Regions from separate parts of the Mus musculus genome. Here region 1 is linked to region 2. A link is a loop called in an ENCODE intact Hi-C map of the cell type or tissue named here. Cell type or tissue: gastrocnemius. All regions are shown on one strand. Each heading gives the region's core, and the rest is flanking DNA. Links, peaks and the distances in the headings are about the cores only.

What was found. Peaks named below come from ENCODE experiments on the same cell type or tissue, not always from the same donor. Only the 100,000 strongest peaks of a DNase experiment are listed, where the experiment ranks them.
Region 1: it touches region 2 in a loop (11-fold over the local background); 32 of 42 quality-filtered maps call a loop at or near these places.

Annotation. Positions count from the first base shown.
Region 1 is chr4:85,396,238-85,406,091 of GRCm38, reverse strand. No RefSeq gene overlaps it. Among named protein-coding and RNA genes, the nearest start is that of Sh3gl2, 200 kb to the right of the region's middle. In gastrocnemius, for the core only: CTCF peaks have their summits at 1,144 and 3,072 (motif pointing left); DNase peaks (open chromatin) are centred at 602, 1,132, 3,060 and 3,566.
Region 2 is chr4:85,796,714-85,806,567 of GRCm38, reverse strand. It overlaps a transcript of Adamtsl1 not described here. Among named protein-coding and RNA genes, the nearest start is that of Adamtsl1, 250 kb to the left of the region's middle. In gastrocnemius, for the core only: a CTCF peak has its summit at 4,566 (motif pointing right); a DNase peak (open chromatin) is centred at 4,563.

The sequences.
Region 1 (9,854 bases), core at 547-8,546, 400 kb after region 2:
AAAACTTTATAGCACACTTGTAATTTAATTATGTTTCTGTTTGCTATCCAAAACATGTTAAACCGACAGTTAATGCCAGGAAGTCAGATAGGCCCTTGATAGGAAATGGGTGATTTACTAATATGGGGGAAGTTGCAGAACAGCCCATGGTTTTAAAAGAGGAGCATTTGTCAAAACCTTATCAATTGTATCTTCTCAGAATTCTTACAGGGACTCTCACAGAACATTGCAAGGTTCCCTGTGGCAGCACCTGGGTGCTGGCACTGCCAAAACTATATGGTAGAAGAAGTAAGAATTAACCCTTATGCACAATTTATGAATAATATTTTTGCATATAGTTTATGCATGCCATTATGAATGGAAAAAGCTTATAAGAGTCACTGACACATAGTCCCCTAACAAATAACATCCTGGTTTCTAGTGTCTGTCCTATGTATGGACACAGGAGGTATGAACTAGCAGGTCACTGTGGTACCACGGGAAGGGAGTACCATGGATGGATGGGATGCAAGCTTTTAGAAGCATGCGTACTACGCCCAGAGGCGAAGGGAAGAACTCTCCAGACACAGAGCAGGGCAAGCTGCATGCATGCTGAAGCAACCCACATACACCCAAGGCTGTTAGAATGCAGGCTGGAAGTGGGCTGAGGGACAGATGGGACCAATACAAAAGCAAGCACTGCCAAAGTTCCCAAGGGTACTGAAGTTCGCAGTTTATCCTCTAAACGATGAGAGGGGAGAATGAACCACACACACACACACACACACACACACACACACACACACACACACACACACACGATTTAGAAGTTCACTGAGGAATGGTGGAAGGAAAGGACTGTGGAAGGGCGGGCCTGAGATGGGGAGGAAATTTTAGAAGTGAAGAATCAGAAAGAGGAGGGGTCCGAAGCATGGAAACGCTGAGAAGTGACTGGGTAGAAGGTAGAGACATGGGCTTTTTCATGATGAATCCCTCTGCAAATATCCTCCCCAAGCTGTTGGGTATAATTCTTAAAAGAGGCTCATGTCCGTAGACTGGAAGAAGCCACTGGGTGCTGTCTTGAGCTTTTATTTTTGTCAGGGCTGAGGCTGAGAAAACCTCACCTCAGATTCAGATGTGTGGGCGCCGCGTAGTGGTCACTTTAGGAATTACAAGTATGGGACAGCATTCCCAAAGGCATGATCAGGGACTGGGTGTTGATAACTTGTCTGAAAGTGACAAACGCCACCCTGGAGTTTTGTTGCCTTTTTCAGAGGAACAAAAAAGTGTTTTGTTGTTGCTGTTGTTGTTGTTTTTAGGTTAAACTGGGTTTTTGCTCTTTGTTTGTTTTTGTTTTTAAAGCGACTTGTCTCTGCTAAGATAAGAAAATTGTCATTCCATTTGAAACAGTCTGGGGTGAGGCCAGCAGGTCCTTACCCCTGGTGTTTGTGTAGGGCCTTGTAGATGATTCAAACTGAACAGTGCTGTCCACCACAGGCTGACAGAGGGAGCCTCATTGTGTAGTCGTCCACTGCTAGTTGGCACTGGGTGCTAAAAGGGTGTTAAGGTTGATGAGCAGTTCAGCCTCTGCTGAGACTACATCTTCAAATACAAAGGCTGGACCACTGCGGCAGCACACCTCTGTGACTCCAGCACTAAAGAGATGGAGGAGAGTGGGTTGAGGGTGGGGGGTGAGACGTTCAAGGCATCCACCTAAGTTAGGCCATGAGTTCCCTGCCAGTCTTCACTATATAAGATTGTCTCAGAAGACAAAAGATAGAAAGGAGGATGGAGAGTATGAGGAAGAGAAAAGGAAGAGGAGGGAAATAAAAAAAAAAAAGAAAAAGAACTCTTGCTTTAGCAACTCTCTTTCTCTTATGTCCTTAGAATAGCCATTCTTTTAAAAAAAAATCTCCTCACTTGCCCTTTATAATTCCCAACAACAGCCTGTGTGCCACCTCCAGCTGCCACTGTGACTCCATCAAAGGTACCACTCATGGGGTATCAGAAATAGTCTTCTGTCAGCCTGGGCTGACCCCGCTACCCTACCCCTCAAGTTAGTTTTTGGAAAAGCAAATCAGATGTAGCCACTCCCTTTGTTCCTCAACTTCCTTCACTCTGAGGCAAAATTCCCATTGCTTGACCGACCTGGCAGCCCCTCCCTTACTGCCTGTTTTGGCTTCTGTTGCTTTCTTCAAGTCCTGTGAATATGCCTGCACTCGCCCAGGTCAGTATCTCTTTGAATCTGCAAGTCTAGACTGATTTACCCTTTATGGGATATAGTATATACCCCAAACAGTAAAATTTACCATGCCTTATTTTGTTTTTTCCATAAGATTTTATCTCTGATATTATGTGGTTATATATCTACTGTTTCGAATATCTCAGAACCTGGAAATATATATATATATATATATATATATATATATATATACATACATATATACATATACGTATATATATATACATACATACATACATATATATATATATATATATATATATATATATATGTGTGTGTGTGTGTGTGTGTGTGTGTGTGTGTGTGTGTTCCCATGAAAACGACTGGATGTTCTCTGCTTAACTGTTAATCTCAGCACCTAGAATAATGTCAGGCACATACTAGGTGGGCAAATACTGATTAAAGAATGACTACACTATTTCCTAACCCAGACCTATTGACACAACACGCCTCCCTTCACAACATCCCTGATTAACCTGTGCTAGCCCTCTGAATGAGGAAGTGGAGCGAGCTTTGGAGCACGTAATGAGTTAGTGCATTTTCAGTCCACCACCTCATCCTCCTTAGACACATGAGCTGCTCTCAGGAACTCAGCATCTGCACCTTTCTGCCCAAGGTGGGGGATTTGGTGTCAGTCATTTAGCAGTAAATTTCAAAGGCAAGTGCAGGCCTGTCTTCACTCTGAGTGACCTCTATTTACAGCCCATGATGCACTCACCTGGAAAAATCTAGCTTCAAATAAACAACTCATGATTCCAGATGGAATCTCAAAATCAAAGTGAAGTAACTTTGGTGCTACAGAATCAAATATTCACAGCGGGACACTCTAGCCAAAGACCACAGTGCCCTCTGCTGGCCATGGTACCTAACAAGGCCAGAGTGGACAATGAAGGAAGGATCGCAAAGAAACCACCATTTCGTTGAACTAATGAAGCTGCTATAACACATTTCTAGTTGTATTAGCTGGGGTTTTCGAGAAGAACAGAACTTATAGGATGAATTTATATAAAGAATTTATCAAATCAGATTACTTTAAAATAGCACCAATGGCTGGCTCCTACCTGAGAGGCCGAGGGCGCCATAGGCACTATCTTTGAATCTCATCCCTCAGTAACTGGAGTAGTCCCACAATGTCTGTCTCTCACAGGATGACAGCTGAGAGAGATGCGGAGTCCAGGAGGCTGGGTGCCCTCACATTCCAATCTGGCACCAAAAATCTCTAGCAAGTTCCTGCAGAGCTGTTCATCCTTGTCAACAACGAAAGCATAGAAACACTGCTTTTGATACCAGAAAACGAAAGCAGTGGCAGTAGCCAGGGAAGCTAAAACAGGTGGCAGGCCAGAAGGCCAAGAGCTGAAGGCCACTCATCTTCCTTGTGCCCTGGCCTTTGCATCTGGGCTGCTACACTCAGGGTGGGTCTTCCCATGCCAAGTCTGGCAATCAGAGTAGTTCATTGGGTGAGGCACCCAGCTCAGAGGACTCTAACCCGGGCCAGGCTAACACTAGGCATCATAAAATTCCTCCAAAGAAACTTGAACATGGCTGTAATAGCAGTGAACATTCAGCATGTTTGCAAGGGGTTAGTGTGGGGAAGAGAAGTATGGATGCACATAGGACAGGGGAAGAGAAATGTGGATGCACACAGAATAGAAAACATGACAGTCTAGAATACAAGGTGGACGCTGACTCAGCACCTACATGTGTGAGATGATACCTGAGCTGTCACTGACTTGGACCTATGAAGAAGACAGAGCATACATGGGAGTTACATCCTGAGATGAAGCAGAAGCAGATGTGTGCAGAAGAGAACATGGCTAGACTTGAAGGCTTGGGTAATTACTTTTGCTTGCCTAGTTACCAACCAATCTCCAAGCTGTTTTCTCTTCGTGATTTCTCTTCCTGAAAGCACCAGATACTCACTGTCCAAATGACCTTATGGCTAGAGAAGGTTATGTGACCCAGTCCTGACCGGTGGTTTATATATAAGGGGATTTGTCACAGGGATGGCTAAGATATAGTTTCTTCCAGAAAGCAGACACAAACAAGATGCCCATGAAAACAGATTACCACTTTCAATCTGCTTGCATTACTTGTGTAGAGATGTAGCCTTGAATTCGCCTGGTGACAGTGACTGGAAACATTACCAGTGCTGTGGGGATGGAGCCTTAGGTGACATAGCAGGGTTGTTGAAGTACCCAAGTCCCCCTGTCCTTGGATTTCTTGTCATGGAAGAAAATACAAACTTTATGGCCTACATCACTCTTTATTCTGTTATTTACTCTCTTTCTCTCACTTTGTCTCTCTCTCTCCCCCCCATCCCCCCATTATCTATACACTAACACATTCACATCCTATTGTGTACTGATTAGTTTCTGTCAGCTTGACAGAATCCTAGGCTTCCTTGGGATGTGAACCACCACGGAGGAACTACCGCCATCAGATTGGTCTGTGGGGCATTTTCTCTGAGTAGCCAGAGGAAGAAAGCCAGTGAGAAGCATTCCTGTGGGCTCTGAGGGCTCTGCTTCAGCTCCTCACTAAAATTCCTGCCTTGTGATGATCATCCCTTACAGACAGATGGGAAGAAAAGCCACAGAAAGGAACTAGCAAGGGCACAGAATCGTCAACAATGGTAAAGTGAAGCTTCCAGAAGGAGAACAAAGGGTAGGGGTGTGTTTGAAGGTATAAGCAAGCAGTAAGGGAAGGACGCTGAGGTGACCTTTGTCCTGTGCTGAGTCCTCATGCTAAGCACAGAGGTCAGAATTAAGCCAAGGGGATGAGTGGAGAAGACGTGACTTCTCTGTTCAGAAGCTGCCTACGGAGGGACAAAACCTGACAGACACTGGGGAATGCCTGGAGCGCAGAGGAAATTATTTTCTCAAGGTTGGTGAAGGATAGTCCTAGTCACATACTAAAGAGAAAGAGCTAGACATAAGAGAGGAAGTCGAGTGAGAGCTGATGGGACAGGTCTCAGGATGCTATGGGGATCTTGCAAACAAATTCAAATCATAGCTTTTTCTAAAGCAACATAAATCAAAATCTTTAACGGAAAATTTAATTCCAGTCAATACTGGAGGACTTGATTTCTAGTGAGGATTCTACCACAGCATCGAAATATCTGTAGGACACTCTAGCTGCCAACCACAGAGTTACAGTTGAACCCCACATTCTTTAGGAAAGACTGGGAGCCTTTAGGCCTGGGGAGTGGGCAACAGCCTGTGCATTTATCCCACAGACAACCTGGCATCCCATGGAGTGTTCCTGGGCCCCTTTACTGGGAGGAATTCTCTTCTGCCCAGCATTGTTCTCCCCTTGATGCACAGAAAATCACTCCTCTCTACAGATGGTGGCCTAATTGCATTATTTTTGACCCAAATAAGCTTACTTTTCTACATGATGAAAAGTGAGAGTTACATGTGGCTGTGTTTCCCCATATGCAAATGTTCATAGTCAACCTCATCCATGAAAATGTAGGAGCACAGCATGCTTTCGCATGACTGTGATAGCTAGAAAGACTTTTAAAGATGAGATTGGCACTTAAGATCTGTATAACTTTTAAATTGGCTCACAATAATTCAATGCTATACAATCTCAGGGCCAGAGAGTTGGATCATCACTTGAAGTATTTATCCATATTCATGGTCTCCTCTCATGACAAGCCTGAAATTCTCTTGTCCATTTATAATTTCACCTAGCAGTCAATTACCTCTGCCAACTGGATGTTCTTTCCAAAGATTCACTGCATATAAAAGTAACTTTTATTTGCCTGATGTAATTGTCATCTCCAAGGCTAACAGTCTCTGTCTGCTAACCTAGGCCTGGTAGCTTCTACCCTCCATACAGTCTTAGCTAGGCACAGAATGTTTTAAGCCTCTGATTCTTATTATTGATCTCTGGTTGGCTGATTCAATTCAGCTGCTCTGGCTCAAACTCCTTTCCAAGCTGACTGACTCAATCTGGCTTCTCTCTCTCAGCCTCGTACTAACTTTGGCAATATGTCCTAATCTTCTGGTTTCTTCTCATTCTCTGACTTGTTCTTTCCTCACCTGTGTCTAGCTTGTTCTCTCTCTGCAACCTGTCTCTGTACAACTGTTCCAGTAAAAACTGCCCCGCCCTCGAGCTGATTAAGTAGCCTCTCCTTTCTCTGTTCTCATGAGAGTTGTTCTGTTGAATCTTTCTCTGATTTGTCACTTACCTCAGAATTAGACATCACTTTCAAACGTGGACGCTTCCTTCTACAAACTAACTTTACTTTCACTGTTTGGGATTAAAGGTACGTACTAAGGATGTGTCTGTATTCCAGCCAGAGGAATTAAAGATGTGTACTAAGATGAGCCACACCACAACTAGAAACAATTTTTTTCCAGTAAACAACACAATCTCGGGGTTCATAGTATGACCAAATACCCTGCAACAACGGTTCCATTTAACCTTGGGAGTTAGCATCTTTTTGAGATGTGTGAGCAGTGGCCATAAATATTGAATGCAAAGTGTCTCCCCAGTGAAGATTCCTGTGTTGTTGTGATGACCTACACCACAAGATCAAGTATGCTAGAGAAAAAGTGGTTATCTTATGCCATGTTGAAAGAGAAGCCTTGGTGTCTCTCAGAATATCCTGGGAAGAAGAACTGAGAGTGCAGCAGAGTTTCCCAGATGTGGAAGATCTCAACAGTGAAAATAACTGCGTCGAGGAGTCAGGGCCCAGTGAAGCTGAACATCATGATGAACACCAGCTGAAAGTAGGTCAAACACACTGAGACAAACGTGCAAGCTTCAGCCCGGCTCACCTATGCAGAAAGCACATAGATCAGATGATGGGGCCTTTTTAGCCTATGTTATATGCCTTTCCACCACCTGGCATCTCACATTGCTTGAGTGAGTGTTTAGCCATTGTTAAATAAATAAGTGCTTGCCCCACGTCCTCCTGAGGTCCATTCCACGCGCCTGCCCATGCGAGAAGCAGCTTCTTCGCACAAATCCATGCCTGAAGTCTGAAGCATCTGCCCAGTGACTTCAGCTCTATGTTGAAAAGCACAGCGTGAGTTTGCTATTCACTAGCACAGCCCATGGGATCAATATACCCACAGCCCTTTCATCAGAACTCAGCCTCAGAGCCTCTGGAGACTAGGAAGCTAGATCTCTAAGAAGCCCCCAATGACCTCCAAAGGTAATGAGGGAAGGAAACACACCAGAAAACAACTTAAACGTGAATGGATTGTCAAGCAGGCTTGACATTTAAAATTTTTTTCTATGAAATTATTATTAGTTGGAGTTTGTATGTTATGTAGACTATAATTAAATAATTTAGCATTCTTAATTTAGAAAATAAAATCATGCCCCTAGCATCTAGTCTATGGCTTTAGGATCCTCTCTTGCTCAAAAGGACCAGGGCTAGTGTGAAGAAACTCTTAGAAACATTAGTTCATAATATTTTTAGAAGGCATTTTGATCATCATGGCAAAGGATAATTAACAACTGTTTTGCAAGTGGGAAAACAGAAAGAAACATATCAAGCTGGGAGAGGACCGCAGAGGAGGATTGGGAGGAGGATAGCTGTTAACATGAAGGATGTTTTCAAAAGCCACTCTGCAGGGGTTAAACAATCTACTATCCAGGTGTTAATACCTTTCCAAGAGGACATGGGTTGCCAAGCAAAACACTCCAGTGCCAGGTAGGACACCATTCTTTGAGTTGTTTACTTGTAGTATAGTCATCCTGAAAACAAAACAGGCTATTGTCATTTCTATTGGCTGTCCACCAGAACTTGATAGAAAGACCCTGTTGCTGAAGGTACCACACAATTTGGTTTCAGGAAATGGAGAAACCAAGTTGGTACTGGCCAGGAAGTTTCCCTGCTGCTAAATAGCGTTCATAGTACTGAAAGGTGCCATGTAGGTTTCTGGGGAGCGGATGTCATCAACAACCTTACCCAGCTGTGTTCCTTATAAGCTCAGTAATGACCAGCATAAGATATTGGTTTCAGTAGTGTTTTGGATTTGGTTTGTTGCTTATATTGCCAGGAAAGGAGTAAGATGCAGGATTGGGAGCTGTAGAAGGGAGAGCATACAATCATGTAAGAGTCAGGGAGGAGCAGCCCCAGGTGCCCCGCCATTTGGGTTTGGGGTAGCAAAGACGGAATATGGATTTTTTAGTAAGTAATAATTCGTAAGTATCGGAGGGGAGGTGTTAGCAGCGTGGAAGCTTGGTTGTGACTCAGCAATTGTGCTGTTTAAGACATATTAAAATAGAAGGCTCTGTGTGTGTGTGTGTGTGTGTGTGTGTGTGTGTGTTTGTGCGCGCGCGCGCGTGTGTGCCCACGAGCACGTGCATGCGTGTGCCACGTGTCTGTGTGTAATACAGAAGGTTTCATAAAGAACCTTCCTTCCTTCACTTCTCTCCATCTTATTTTTCTTGAGACTGAATCTCTCACTGACCACTTCTCTGTTGCTATGATAAAACACTGTCTAAAAACAACTTGGGGGAGGGAAGGGTTTCTTACATTTTAGAGGTTACAGTCCATTACTGAGAGAAGCCAAGACCTGAACTCAAGACATGAACCCAGACAAAGCAACTAAAACACAGACCATGAAACACATGGTCCTATGCTGGTCATTACTGAGCTTATAAGGGACACAGCTGGGTAAGGTTGTTGATGACATCTGCTCCCCAGAAACCTACATGGCACCTTTAAGTACTATGAAAGCTATTCAGCAGCAGGGAAACTTCCTGGCCACTCACTAGTTTGTTTTTCGTGGATTGCCCAGCTTGCTTTCCTATACAACCCAAGACCAGTAGTGGCATTGTTCACAGAGGGCTGGATCTTCCACTTAATGAGCAGTGAAGAAAATGACTCACAAACATGCTCACTGGCCAATTCATCAATTAATGTTCCATCCTCCCAGGTCATCTAGTTTGTATCAAGTTGATGAAAACTAACCAGCACTATGAATCTGGAGTTCAATATTTGGCTACACTGGTTGGCCAGTGATCTTCCTCCTGCTTCCAGCTCCCTGGTGTTGCGTTTTTGTGTGTGCAATCAGAAATTTATGTGGATGCTGGAAAATCTATACTCAGATCTTCATGATTGTGTAGTAAGATCTTTACTATATCCCTGCACATAACATTTTCAGTGCCATAATATATTAGGTATGGAATGAAGATATTACCAAATTTGAATTATTCTGTGGTTGTTATCTCCAAATAACTAAAGACTCAAATTGTTCTCATTCAATGAATGAGATACACTGAAATAGGTGCATAGGGAAATGAAGGTGATTTTCTCATAAAGTTAAGCTCCTATTTAAACACTCCACAGTATGGGTCCAAAAAACACAACAACGTCAGTCCTGGAAGCTATAATCTTGGTTATAGGAGCTTTGCAGTGTTTTGGAATTTTGGAGTTAGAAAAACCTGTGTTGGGATTAAGTGCCTCTGCTCATACACAGTGAGACTGACATTTTTCTCTTGAGTCTGTTGCATGATTTAATATGTAGTCTACGAGATAATATAAGTAAAATGGAAACTCTTAAGAAAGATTCCTCTCCCAGTGAAAGATTAATAGATTATTGTCTATATATTTTAAATAAGATACATGAAATATTGAGAATTTACTGAAACAACAAGATACCTGCCAAAC
Region 2 (9,854 bases), core at 1,078-9,077:
AACCAATGCTAAGGCAAATATAAAGGCAAGACATGGCTAAAACCCTAGACAAAATTAGCAAACGCATTAGGAGATGATGGCTGGAAGTGGAACATTTTATATTTCTTTGCTTGTGAGATGATTAAGGGTACTGTTTGAATTTAGATGTAGATTTAAATACACATATTTTTCAAGGTAATTTAAAAATAAATGGAGAACTTAAGTTCCAAACTATTAAGAGAAGGCACAGATAAATCAATTCAAGTAGACCAACCCATGGTAAAGAATGAAATGATTAATATGGAATAACATGAATTAATGAAGATTATATAAATGGACCAATTTATAAAGTTGACCAGGCTGGATTAAGGAGAGAGCCAGGCAAGTTATTAGTATAACAAGAGAAATGTAAAGAACAAATCATTGAAGATCAAAGGATATAGAAACTTAAAAAAAAGGCAAACAGAATCCAAGTATAGTTATTTATATGTGAATTAAAGTAATCCTCATAACTGAGAATCATAGTGACTCTCAGATCAAATAGACGTATGTTTACACTTGGTGGTGCTGCTGGATATGGCATCAGCAGTTATTTTGTTCAATTTGGCAGGGTTTAAAAATAAAGAAGGTAGAGACACATGATTTAATAAAAACAGAATTATGAAATTCCTGTCATCTTAAAAGAACAAGAAAGGGGGGCATGCAGGATTACTGTAGGAAGGCATGATGGCATGTGCGTGCCTGAGTCTGTTGCATAAGGGCAGGCTTGTCTTGGCTTTCCTTCCTTGGCTCCAAACTTTCCTGTCAGAGGACTTGACGCCATCGCCAGGCTTCTAAAGTGTGTAGAGCTGGCTCCACTCTCACCTTATGATAAACCTCATCCTGTTATTGCTCTTTCATATGTTTCTTTTAGAGGCACTCAACACATGTGCAAAAGAATTAGTTGTGACAAAAATGTGTTTGATCAACAGCTATCATCTGGTAGGATTTCTTCTTTCATCCCTGCCTGCAGTTCGATTAAAATGAAATACTAAGTAAACGTGTGCTTCGAGATCCGTTCTAGTCTCAGACTGAAGGCAGCTTCTTTGTTCAAATAGAACACAGCCAGAGGTGGAAGCTGAATGAGTGCATGTGAAATGGAACAACAGAGGTTTGATACTGTTCGCAGCATGCGTCCAGTGCTTCACTTAGTATTGCATGTTGTTGCATTGGGGATTCTTTTAATAAAGAGAGCCACGTCTCAGTTCAAGAGTATGTAGAGAAATGGTTTTAAATGTAAATATGGCTCAATTTCTAGCAGTGATTGTGTTAGGGGTGGGATTCATCAGAGGTAGGGGTGATGGTGTTGGGGTGGGGGTGGTTTCATCACAGGTTTTAGCACAGAATCCTTGATGGTGTTTACAAAGGTATGAGAAGCAAAGCCAGATAACACTGACTCTTAGAATGAACAGTGATGATTAGGTAAAAGTGGTGAGCCCTGCTGCTCCTTGTCCACTCAGAGGACAGAGACTTAGTTTTCTATGGTCTGCAGGAGTTGCAGGTCTCCTGTGCTAAGTTCTTGTGCAGAGATGGGCTCAGTCCTAACATCCAGATAACCAGGACACACAGGAGCCCTCACATCACAAATCTAACCCCGGAGCTCGTGTCTCTAGCTGCATATGTAGCAGAAGGTGGCCTAGTCAGCCATCATTGGGAAGAGAGACCCCTTGGTCTTGCAAACTTTATATGCCTCAGTACAGGGGAACGACAAGGCCAAGAAGTGGGAGTGGGTGGGTAGGGGAGTGGGGGTGGGGTATGGGGGACTTTTGGGAAAGCATTTGAAATGTAAATGAAGAAAATACCTAATTAAAAAAGAAAGAAAGAAAGAAAGAAAGAAAGAAAGAAAGAAAGAAAGAAAGAAAAGTTCATCAGCAAGTAAATATATCATTAAATAAATTGTTAGACTTACTCCTTTGGTAAATAGGCCTTCATAACAGAAAAAACTGAAAGAGTATAACATTTTTCTTATGATTGACCATCAGTGAAACATCAAAAATGTCTGACTTTGGGGTTGGGGAGATGGCTCAGCAGTTCAGAGCCTGCATTGCCTTTGCAGAGGACCAGATGTTTTTTTTTTAATGCCCATGTCCGTTGGCCCACAATTAACTCCAGCTCCAGACACAGACAAGCATGCACATAATTAAATTCTTGACTGCCTTTAATTGTTATGTATCTGAGAATTTTTTCAATAGGTCAATGATGTTAAGATTACACATAAAATAACACTGGACATAAGTAAAGTATTTCTATCACTACTTTTCATGATGTATGGGAGACAGAAAAGGATGACTATAAAAGAGGGAGTTATAGTTCTTACACAACTCTGCTTACCAATGTCACTGCTTGCTATCTTGCTTTGGTTACATTGTATGCATTTCTCCCATGCAGTAAAAGTATCTCTTAGAAACTATTTTTAAAATATTTTTACCTATGTTGATCAAAGTAACCATGGGTTTATATCTTGAACATTTTATCAAATAAACACCACAAATGTAACTTATAGCAAGCAATAATTCACACCAATATAAGTAGTACAGATTCAATATAAGTTTTGACTATTATTGATTTATTTGTTATGTGACAGAAATGTTTTTGCAACTTTAAAAGAAAGAATTATTTTATTATTTTAAATGGTGTGTGTATGAATATGTGCATACAAATTTCAGTGCCCTTATAGTTCAGAAGATATAGTTCCTTTAGCTGAGTTATGATAGTGATGATAGATAGTTACAGATAGTTATGTTATTGGTCCTGAGAACTGAACTCAGGTTTTAAGCAAGAGCAGTGTGCATTCTTAACTGCTGTTTTATTATTATTATTATTATTATTATTATTATTATTATTATTCAATCTAAGTAGTTTAATAGTATTTAGTTGTCATTGCCAATGGGTATCTAAACGTAGCTGTACGGTCACTTTGATGATTTTTATGGAAATCTTTCATTTGGGGATGAGGATCTTTTCAGTTAGAGCAATGTTTCTAGCATGCACGAAGCCCTGGTCCCAGCCTTTGGTTTTTGGCTTCCTGGGACACAACAGTCAAAGTTATTTCAGCTCCAGTACTCTGGAAGTAGAGACAGGAGGACCCGAAGCTCAGAGCCTCCTTTAGCTAAATACCAAGTCTGAGGTCAGCTGGGCTACATCAGCCCCTGTCAAGCACACACACAAATTCAGAATTGAGCACATCCAGAAGTAAGGTGAGTACTTTCTGAATTATTCCAATGACTGTCATTACTCTGAGCATATTGGAAGCTAAACATGGTAACAAATGCCCACAGTAATTAAATATAAGCTACTAAAGGGAATTAAATTTAAATTATGGATATATTTTATGATAATAAACAGTACAACTAAGCATCTCGTTATTTTTCATATTAAAAAATTCAAATTCCCTTCAAATTGTGCTGCTGTGTTCTCTGATGCGACCAGTGGTTCGTGTGGCTCTCAGAAGGAAAAGGATACAGAGAACACTCAACCATGAGGAATGAGCTTAAAGCTAGCTCACGAAATTCAGGCTTAGTTTCTTTTCTATAACATAGTTCAAAAGTTAAATTGTTTGGTTTTTGTTTGTTTGTTTGTTGCAAGTAAAAGAGGATCTTTTATTGCTTCCTGCTACTGTTCTCGATTCCGTTCCATCACCTAAATAGGACTAGCCTTTTTGTCTCCTACAGAGCACCTGCTACCTTACTGTGCCCTCTGTTCTAAAAATTCCCATTTTAGTGTGACCACTTAAAATTTCTCTGTATTTTTACTTCTTTCATTTCTTTTTAAAATTGAAAATAGATTGCTTTCATACTACATATTCTAATACAGTTCCCCATCCCCCAATTCCTCCAAGATCCTTCCAACCTTCACTCTCACCCAAATCCATATCCTTTCTGTCTCTTGTTAGAAAACAAACAGGTATCTAAAGAATAATAATAAAAGAAGATAAAACAAACAAAACTGGAATAGGACAAAACAAACAAACAGAAGAAAAAGCATGAGAAGCATATAGACAGGTAGACGGACACAGACACATAGATACACACACACACACACACACACACACACACACACACACACACATGTTCACACATACAGGAAACCCATAAAAAACACAAACTGGATGCAATTGTGTTTATGCAGAAGACCTGCAAGGTTACGGAAAGAAAGAAAGAAAGAAAGAAAGAAAGAAAGAAAGAAAGAAAGAAAGAAAGAGGGAGGGAGGGAGGGAAAAAGAAATATGAAAACGGACCTAACAAAAAAATATGAGACAAAGAACCTCCAAAGATGTTAAATAATTTTTTTTTTTAATTAGAGTTACATGTCTTTAGACCCTACTCAGCATTTTAGGCCTCTCAGTACAGTTTTCCATGTTGAAAACCTCCAAGACCCTGTGGAGACATTATAAAAAATGCTTTATTCTTCAGACTTCCAAAACTGTGCACAGAAATCGCCCCATTTTCCAGCGGAGTCATTTCCCTTGCTGGGAGTCCCAGCTTCGATCTCCTGTTTAGCTTCACTTCAGCTAAAGCTGAGCGCTTCCTACAGGGCAATCGCCACTAGAGGGCGCTTGCAGATCATAGCACACAGGCTCCTTGGCAAGGAACAGCAGTGTGAGAGGTGCAAACTCCATTTCAGCCTCTGTCATGGACACTTGGTATCATTGCTTCAGTGCAGCAAATTGCTTAATTTACAAATATATTTTGTCTGAACTCGAAAAGAAACAGAGCAAGAAGGACGTTAACTCAAAGTATGTCTATCTTCCAACCAGGTGAAAAAGACCAGATTCCAAATACGTTGGAGACAGCAAAGAAGCTCGTAACTTACATTGTTTGAGGAAAGGAGGGAGGGAAGGAAGGAGGGAGGAGGGAGGGGAGAGAGACAGAAAGAGTGAGGAGAGAAGGGGAGGGGAGAAAGGGAGAGACAGGGAATTTTGTCAAATTATAAGCTGTCAAGTATTACATGACTTGAAGTCGGCTGAACTGATGGTTTTAAGGCACTATCCATGTAAACACACAACCTCTACTCTAGTTCATAGACCTCACTGCGTATGATTTGCATTTAGCACCATGAAGCAGATATTATATTTAAAAGGTAAAACAAACCTTTCACATGCTCTTCACGTTTCTTTAGTACTGTGACAGATGCAAAGATTTTCTTGATGTTGAAGAGTATCTTACCTTGTATTTACAGAGGATCAACTGCACTAAGAAGGTGAAACTCACTGTAGGTTTGGGTGGAAGACTGCTAAATATAACCAAAAAATATATAGAGAGATTAGATATTAATATAGCTAGATGATATAAAGATAGAGATAGAATTTGGACCCTGTCTACTTTTGAAATGAATATTATATATTAACAGCTTTACATATGAATTTATGGTTGTATATGAAGCTTTAAATAAAAGATTATACTGGCTGATTACAACAACTTTAAGATTATATTTCAGTCTGGCCAGTGTACCACAAGACCAATGAGATGAGTCTAGCTGATTAACAAACATGATGCACAAAATATTTGATCTTCTGTGATTACTTTTTGGGGGGTTGGGGTTGTTAACACAGTCAATAATAAACGTGATCTATGTTAAAGCTTTTCAATTTTCAATCATGGGCACTTGAGTTATGTTACTCAAGAAACACCAGCTCAGAAGTAAAATTAGTCTCACTGTGTAGGCATGTTGTCCTAACAGAAGAATTAATTAATTATTATTCTTTATTCTTCCTGCAACCCTTACTTCTTGCCCTTTATCAGATTTGTGTGTTCTACTGAACATTCATTCAACAACACCTAAAGTTACTGTGCTGATAGAAACACAAAAATTTAGATAGAAATTGAACCTCTTAGAGGTAGACCGTGACTGGGCATACTCTTGTTCTTTAGACTTATCACATATGTTCAAAAGTGAGTAAGCAGGGTCCCAGGGCCCTACCCATCTCTGCTGAACTACTAACTAGTGGTGGGTTCTAGGGGAATGTTGCATACCCACAGGTGAGTACACCAGGCTCCTGAGGAGGACAGTTCTAAGTCCTTGGTCACCCAGACAGCTCTGGTTGTCCTCAAGGGTGGGAGTGGGGCAGCAGTACTAAACAACCCAACAAGACGTAGTGTGAGAAAAGAAGAGTCCAGTAGAGGACAGTTAGACCAGGGTGGGAGGGAGAGGAGAGCCCGAGAGTGGGAAAAAACACAATCTATTACAAGCACTCAAGGAAATGTCAAGAAACAAATGGATTTTAAAAGGACATCAAGAAACATAGTTGCAATTTTCTCTAAAGATAAACCTTAAATGAAGTATCAGTAGGTAGGAATATGAAGGAATAGGAATTGGCTAAAATATGGCATAGATTTTGCTGTTGTGTATAATGTATCCAGTTTCACATTTAGTTTGGAAACACAGTCCTAAAACAGGTGCACTTGAAACTGCAGTTTGTTCTCACTTTCACAATTAACTACTCTGTTGAAAGTTGCCCTTGAAAGTGAGATAAATGTATATCTTCTTTCCAACATTGCTACTCTGGGGACATTTGCTTTAAGTTTCATTATCTGATTTTCAAGGGATCATCTAAAGCCATATTTGCAAAGTATAAAGAAATAGACAAAGATAAGCTCAAAATCACACAGAGCTGTTACTGGCTTAAGATACTAAAAGGACAGGGGATCATCCTCTGTAGGAAAAGGATACTTTCTAGGGATCTCTGCAATTTTGCAACCAAAGGCACTTTAGAAATTTATTCAGGGACTCTCTACATATGTCAGTTTGGTGAGGTCTTTATCATAAAGATCTAGTTGACTCTGAACCTTTCCGATTGTCACAGATCTAAAGACTCATGGGCTGTAGATGTAGCCCCATTTAGTAAGATAGCTTGTCACATGAATCCTGCCACCAGGGGTCAAACAACCTTCTGTACCTTTAATGAGTAATATCATAGGCACCCACATAAGGAAAAGATTACTCTCATTGGTCGAACCTTAGAGACTCAGTGTATAATTCAGAAATATATATTATTTCATAGTTTTATTTGTTTTAGTCAACGGCTGCCAATTGTGGAGCTTTTGCTAGACATGAGACAGCATGTTATGTACTGACAGCAGTTTTAGCACAATTCAGCATGGAGCTCAGTAGCATCCATATCAGAGACAAGACAGCAGAAAGCTCTGCAGAACACATCAGTTTTTACAAAGACACAGAGCCAGTTGGAAAAGCAACACTGCAGTGGCTTGCACATGCTGACTGGCTCCAGGACCTATGCTGTCATCAGAGAATACAGTGTTTCATCGACGGTTGCAACATTTCTTTACCCTTTCTGTTTTTATTGTTAAATGTTCCATCTTTATATACTCATACAGCCACATTGTATAATATTTATTTATTTATTCTATCTTGTTATTTTAAAAGTCTAGGCTATTTCAAAAGGACCTAAGATTCATTGCACAAATATGTGAACCAAATATACTTTTTGTCCCTAAAAGGATGTAAAAAAGAAAACAGAAAATAGAGAGGAAGCCATAATCCTCTGCTCCTGGAGCATTTAAAATATCAAGCATCAAACCACAGTTCTTCATCTTATAGGCATGAAGAAGTATATATTGGGTGTATGCCCAAGAGTGGTATATCTGCGTCCTCAGGTAATACTATGTCCAATTTTCTGAGGAACCACCAGACTGATTTCTAGAGTGGTTCTACCAGCTTGCAATCCCACCAGCAATGGAGGAGTGTTCCTCTTTCTCCATATCCTCACCAGCATCTGCTGTCACTTGAGTTTTTGATCTTAGCCATTTTGACTGGTGTGAGGCAAAATCTCAGGGTTGTTTTAATTTGCATTTCCCTGATGACTAAGGATGTTGAACATTTCTTTAGGTGCTTCAGTCATCCAGTATTCCTCGGTTGAGAATTCTTTGTTTAGCTCTGTACCCCATTTTTAAATAGGGTTAATTGATTCTCTGGAGTCTAACTTCTTGAGTTCTTTGTTTATATTGGATATTACCCCTCTATCTGATGTAGGATTGGTAAAGATCATTTCCCAATCTGTTGGTTGCTGTTTTATCCTATCAACAGTGTCCTTTACAGAAGCTTTGCAATTTTATGAGGTCCCAAATCTTAGAGCATAAGCCATTGGTGTTCAGTTCAGGAAATTTCCCCCTGTGCCCATGTGATCAAGGCTCTTCCCCACTTTCTCTTCTATTAGTATCAGTGTATCTGGTTTTATGTGGAGGTTCTTGATCTACTTGGACTTGAGCTTTGTACAAGGAGATAATAATGGATTGACTTGCATTCTTCTATATGCTAACCTCTAGTTGAACCATCATCATTTGAAAAGATGTTCCAATGTATAACAAGGACACATGCTCCACTGCTTTCACAACAGCCTTATTTATAATAGCCAGAAGTTGTAAAGAACCCAGATGTCTCTCAATGGAGGAATGAATACAGAAAATGTGATACATTTCACACAATAGAATACTACTCAGCTATTTAAAATGAATTTACAAAATTCTTGGACAAATGGATGGAACTAGAAAATATCATCCTGAGTGAGGTAATCCAATCACAAAATAACACACATGATATGGACTCACTGATAAGTGGATATTAGCCCAAATGTTCAGACTACCCAAGTTATAATTCACAGACCACATGAAGCTCAAGAAGAAGAAAGACTATGTGTTGATGCTTTGGTCCTTAGAAGGGGAAACAAAATACTCTTGGGATGAAATACAGAGACAAAATGTGGAGCATAGACTGAGGGAAAGACCATCCAGAGACTGCCCCACTTGGGGATTCATCCCATATACAGTCATGAAACTCAGACACTATTGTGGATGCCAAGAAATGCATGCTGACAGGAGCCTGATATAGCTGCCTCCTGAGAGGTTCTGCCAGAGCCTGACAAATACAGAGGCAGATGGTCGCAGCCAACCATTGGACTGAGCACAGGGTCCCAAATGGAGCAGTTAGAGAAAGGACTGAAGGAGCTAAAGGGGTTTGCAACCCCATAGGAAGAACAACAATATCAACAACCAGACCCACCCAGAGCTCCCAGGGACTAAACCACCAACCAAAGAGTACACATGAAGGGACCCATGGCTCCAGCTGCATATGTAGCAGAGGATGTTCTTGTGGGGCACCAATTGAACACTTCATTAAACTACAAAGGCTGTGTACAGCAAAGGACACCATCATTCATATAAAATGACAGGCAACAAAATGAGGAAAATCTTTCCCAATTATGTATCTGACAGAGGATTAGTACCTATTATATGCAAAGAACTTGAAAACTTAACATCAAGGAAACAAATAAACCAATTTAAAAGGGGATATAGAACTAAATAGTGAACTCTTAGAGTGTATGAGAAAAAAAAACGTTCAGAATCCTTAGCTACCAGTTTTCCAAATTAAAACTTATTTTGAGATTTTTATCTTAAACTTACCAGAATAGACATTTGCTACTAAAACAACTGAAACCTCATTCTGGTAAGGATGTGGAGTAAGGGGAACATCATCCATTTTTGGGGGGGGGGATGCAGATGAATACAATAAATATGTAAATAACTGTGGGGGCCTCAGAAAGAAGAAAATAGAGTTATTACACAATCTAGCTGCACTGCTCTTGGGCATGGATCCAAATTGCTCTATCCCATTGCTACTTTGTTCATAATAGTCAGAAGTTGAGAGCAGCCTAGATGTCTATCATCAACTGGTGAACAGATAATGAAAATGTGACACATTCACACAATGGAATATTATTCAGCTATTAAGAAAAATAAAAGTGTGAAGCCAGGAAAAAGAAATCATCCTGAGTGAGGTAACCCATCCCCGAAAGACAAACATTACATGTTTTCTCTTATATG